Linked DNA regions of Homo sapiens: region 2 is linked to region 1. A link is a loop called in an ENCODE intact Hi-C map of the cell type or tissue named here. Cell type or tissue: heart left ventricle. All regions are shown on one strand. Region 1 has its middle 4.4 kb from the start of AGPAT3. Region 2 overlaps AGPAT3 (1-acylglycerol-3-phosphate O-acyltransferase 3).

Region 1 (2,500 bases):
CACCTGTAGTCTCAGCTACTCAGGAGGCTTAGGTGGGAGTCGAGGCTGCAGTGAGCCATGAACGTGCCCCCTGCACTCCAGCCTGGATGACAGAGACAGACCCTTTCTTCATTAGAATCTGTGATCACTGAGACCTGAGTCGAGCCCCTGGAGAGCCGCAGGTGCGCAGACACTCAGAGAAGCATTTGAAGGGAACTGGAAGTCAGCCACCCACCCTCAACTGTTTACAGGGTTCCAGTGTGCAGGTGCTCAGATTGGCAGGAAACGTCATCGCTAACCTTTGTTGAGCCCTTGTTATGTGTGTAGATTAGTTCATTAACCAAAACCAGGCCACAAGGTAGAGACGACTGACACCCCATTTTACCTTTAAGGAAACTGAGGCATAACAAACCTCCCTACCTTATCCGCCAGCACACAGGGCAGCAGAGGCAGGCAGCCCGGCTCTAGGCCCTGATGCAGCCACAGCGCAGCAGCTTCTCCTGACCCGGTAATGGGGTTGGTTATTAAGAAAGAGACTCGTGGTGAGCCAAGATCATGCCATTGCACTCCTGCCTGGGCAACAGAGTGAGACTGGATTGGATCTCAAAAAAAAAAAAAAGAGAGAGACTCAGATCCTCAGCCTCCTCAATGAAAAACTGGGGGCAAAGGGAGATTCTGACCTTGAGTAGTATTTGTCCAGAGAGGGGATTTTTGCTAGGAATGAAAAGAAGAAAAGTAGTTTTTTTGTTTATTTGTTTGTTTGAGACAGAGACTTGCTCTGTCGCCCAGGCTGGAGTGCAGTGGCACGATCTTGGCTCACTGCAGCCTCCGCCTCCTGGGTTCCAGCAATTCTTCTGCCTCATTCAGCCACCAGAGTAGCTGGGATGACAGGCACCTGCCACCACGCCCGGCTAATCTTTGTATTTTTAGTAGTGGTGGGGTTTCACCATGTTGGCCAGGCTGGTCTCGAACTCCTGACGTCAAGTGATCCACCCACCTCGGCCTCCCAGAGTGCTGAGATTCCGGGTGTGAGCCACGTGCCCAGCCTTTTTGGTATTTGTTGTCCACGGTGCATATGAGCCAGGCCCTGGGAAAGGGGCTCCCTCTTCATTATTTGCTCTAATTCTCAGCCTGAACTTGCCGACATCTGGGCTCACAGATAAGCAAACTGAGCCAGAGAGATGACCCCAGGGCCAAATGGCAGATTGCTGCCCACCTCCACACCCAGAAGGAGGCTTTCCAGTTCTGAGGGGGCCTCATTGGACAACTTGCCCATCCAGCCCTGCCCAAGGCCCAGGGGGCCCAGTCTGGCTCAAGGCAGGTCAGGGGAGAGGACAGGCAGCGGCTGGCAGTAGGGAGGGCCCTGGAGCAGGTAGGGCTGGACGCTGAGTCGCGCGACTGCCAGGGGAGCTGAGAGCCAAGGCTCAGCGCCAGCCTGTGACCTTAAACAACGACGTTACCCATTTGGTCTTAGTTTCTTTTTTTGTAAAATGAGGAGGTTCCCACCCAGATTTCCCTGATCTCCAAGAGGATGCCGGGAGAGCCAGGGGCCCTCGGGGTAACTCCGGCATTCTTAAAAGCCCAAAGACAACTCTATATTTATCTCAGATGTAAAAGTTTACCAAAACGAAAGATAATAACTTTGCTGTAAATACACGAACTCCGGCATGTGGATACTAATCTCTACTGGATGGACGTTAACTATTTTTGGCTAATAGGTAATAGGAAAACAATGCAAACAAAAGCTTTTTTTCCTAGGAGACACATTATTTTTTAAACATAGACTTCCACAGAGGCAAAAATTATAAACAAGATCTTTCACAGCAAAGAGATTAGAAACCCTGGGTGCACTAAGACCTCACCCCTGGAAATGATTCTTGAGAAACTGAGTTCAGTCTGGAGGCGCTGAGTCCGGTGAGATTGTTGCCATCTGTCAGAGGCTTTTGAACCAGAGCGACTCCGTCTTGAACAGGGGCTGAGTAAAAGGCTGAGACCTACTGGGCTGCGTTCCCAGACAGGTAAGGCATTCTAAGTCACAGGATGAGCTAGGAGGTTGGCACAAGATACAGGTCATAAAGACCTTACTGATAAAACAGCTTGCAGTGAAGAAACTGGATAAAACCCACCAAAAGCAAGATGGCCACAAGAGTGACCTCTGACCGTCCTCACTGCTACACTCCCACCAGCACCATGACAAGTTTACAAATGCCATGGCAACGTCAGGAAGTTACCCTATATGGTCTAAAAAAGGGAGGCATGAATAATCCACCCCTTGTTTAGCATATCATCAAGAATAACCATAAAAATGGGCGACCAGCAGTCCTGGGGCTGCTCTGTCTATGGAGTAAGCCATTCTTAATTCCGTTATTTTCCTAATAAACTGCTCTCACTTTACGGACTCACCCTGAATTATATTTCTTGTGCAAGATCCAAGAACCCCCTCTTGGTGTCTAGATCCGGACCCGTTTCCTGTAACACATCCATCCCCCATCCCAGGGGTCAGCAGAGAGTAGAGAGCGAC
Region 2 (2,500 bases), 94 kb before region 1:
CAGAGAGGCTTCGTGCATCATATGGGGCCACACAGGGAGTCAGCAGTAGAGCCAGTGCCAGTCCAGATAGCGAGGCTCAGAAGTCAGTGCTCGCCCAGACACACTGCAGCCCCCCCAGGGTGGGCAGGGGCCCCTTAGAGCAGAGCCTCAGACACGCTGGGCAGACCAGGCTTGCTGTTTCAGAACGCCTTTCTTGAGCTAGAGACGATATATTCGACCAGATCCTGAGTTGTACAGGGTGGGGGCCGCCCTGCAGCCCATCACCTGGCCCCCACCTGGCACACAGCAGAGCCCCAGGAGACCAGGTGGTCCTCACCCAGGGGCACACATCACTCCACACTGGCCCAGAAGAACCAGGGTCCCAAGAAGCCTGCTTGAGGGCCAGCACATCAGCTGTGATGCTCCGAGAAGCAGATGCCCGGGCTCCACAGCAGACCTGCTGATTCCGTTGCTACGGCGCAAAGTACAGGAATCTGATTTTTTTTTTTTTTTTTGAGACAGATTATCTCACTGTTGCCCAGGTTAGAGTGCTGTGGTGCCATCTTGGCTCACTGCAGCTTCCTGGGTTCAAGCAATTCTCATGCCTCAGCCTCCCGAGTAGCTGGGACCACAGGTATGCACCACCATGTCCAGCAAATTTTTGTATGTTTAGTAGAGATGGGGTTTCGCCATGTTGGCCAGGCTGGCCTCGATCTCCTGACCTCAGGTAATCCGCCCAACTCGACCTCCCAAAGCGCTGGGATTACAGGTGTGAGCCACCGCACCCAGTCATGACGTTTATTTTTAAAAATCAGATTCTCAGCCGGGCGCGGTGGCTCACACCTGTAATCTGAGCACTTTGGGAGGCCGAGGCAGGAAAATAGCTTGAACCTGGGAGGAGGAGGCTGCAGTGAGCTGAGATCGCACCACTGCACTCCAGCCTGGGTGACAAGAGTGAAACTCCATCTCAAAAAAGAAAAGAACTTCATCCAGGAATAAATAACACACGATTAAGATGGGTTTGCCGAGTGTCCGTGCATAGCGTTATGGGTGTTGACAAGCTAAGCCGCCTGTGACCCCACCACACTGCAACAGGGAACATTTCCATCCAAGTCCTTCCCCACCCAGCCTGACAATGCAGGTCAGCTTTCCAGCTCTATAGGTTAATTTACCTTTTCTAGAGGTTCACAAACACAGAATCCCATGGCATCTGGCCCAGCCGGTCCAGCGCGGTGCTTCTGAGACGGCCCCGGGACAGCACCCAGGGCGCATCCGTGGCTGCTGAGTGACCCCCACGGCATGGACGTGCCACGGTGATACGCTCCCTGCCGACAGGCAGCTGGCACCCAGCCTTTGGGGGCCACAGATAGAGCCGTGATGCACATTCACGTCCCAGCCTCTGTGTGGATGCAGCTTCCCCTCGAGAATCCACTTTATCAACCGTCCTCGGTGTCACAAAGCGGCCAGTCTCTGGTCCATCACCTGAACCTCTGGGCTAGAAAGTCTACGCAGAGACTCCCCGGAGAGCCCACGCCTGCCCTCTGGCACATGTTTCTCCTGGCCCGGGTGCCACACAGCACTCAGTGCCCCCGGAACTCTGGCGTCTTGGGTCCAGCTCTCCTCAAAGGAAGTCTCTGCGGCAGTAAGCCCCAAAAAGGGTGAATGGAGCCGGCCAGTGCCAGATCAGAGGGGCTGGCTTCAGCCCTGGAGCCCAATTCTAGGAGCAAGTCCACCACCCTGCCGTGTGGCCCAAGGTCACACCCGGGACGGTGTCCCCCAGCTGTCTGCACGGCCCACAGCCTTTTGACGTGCTCCCTCGCTGAAGGCCACCTGCCCGGATCATCAACCTCTACGTCCTGGAGGTCCTAGATACGGAGTCAAAACACATCTTCATCACTTACTATGGACCAGACTCCATTCCAAGAAACATCTGCTGTTCACCTGCTTAATTCCAGCTAGCGGAACTCAGGGGCCTCTCCCGCCCGCCTGCCCCCACCAGAGCGCTCAACACGGTTTCCCTGGGTCATTGCCATGTCTCTGTCCAGCCAGCAGTGTAGTTTCACTCACAGACCTCGCAGGTACCCTGTTCCACCTCCCCACACCCAGCCCGCCTGGACCTCCTTGATAAACCTGACTGCACAAACCTCCAATGGCAGCAGGCAGAGGCCACCTCCCTCCCTGCAGAAGGGTGACGGTGAGGAAGGTGCCCTGCTTGGCCACACCGGTCCCCGCCTCCAGCTTCAAAGTCCTTTGGGCTGGCAGAGCAGGAAAGCATTGGGAGGGGCCTGGACTCAGTGGCCCCCTAGAGCATTTGCTCGTGAGCCCATGAGAGCGATTTTTAGGAAATTATGCATCCCCAGACAATGTGAAGTTGACGTCTACATTTTTATTTTTTATTTTTCATCTATTTATTTATAGAGACAGAATATCACTCTGTCACCCAGGCTGGAGGGCAGCGATGCCATCATGGCTCACACAGCCTTGATCTCCTAGGCTCAAGTGATTCTCTGGCTTCAGCCTC

Evidence for each region. Hi-C counts contacts between places; a loop is a spot of excess contacts. Peaks named below come from ENCODE experiments on the same cell type or tissue, not always from the same donor. Only the 100,000 strongest peaks of a DNase experiment are listed, where the experiment ranks them.
Region 2: a loop joins it to region 1, with 2.2 times the contacts of the local background. A loop is called at or near these places in 6 of 110 quality-filtered maps.

What each region holds. Positions count from the first base shown.
Region 1 is chr21:43,859,587-43,862,086 of GRCh38, reverse strand. No RefSeq gene overlaps it. Among named protein-coding and RNA genes, the nearest start is that of AGPAT3, 4.4 kb to the left of the region's middle. RefSeq lists a cis regulatory region at 940-1,437. In heart left ventricle, no CTCF peak of the experiment used is centred here; a DNase peak (open chromatin) is centred at 1,338.
Region 2 is chr21:43,953,894-43,956,393 of GRCh38, reverse strand. All of the region lies in intron 2 of AGPAT3 (1-acylglycerol-3-phosphate O-acyltransferase 3), which reads right to left. Among named protein-coding and RNA genes, the nearest start is that of TRAPPC10, 57 kb to the left of the region's middle. RefSeq lists an enhancer at 1-232. In heart left ventricle, no CTCF peak of the experiment used is centred here; no DNase peak of the experiment used is centred here; H3K27ac peaks cover 103 bases.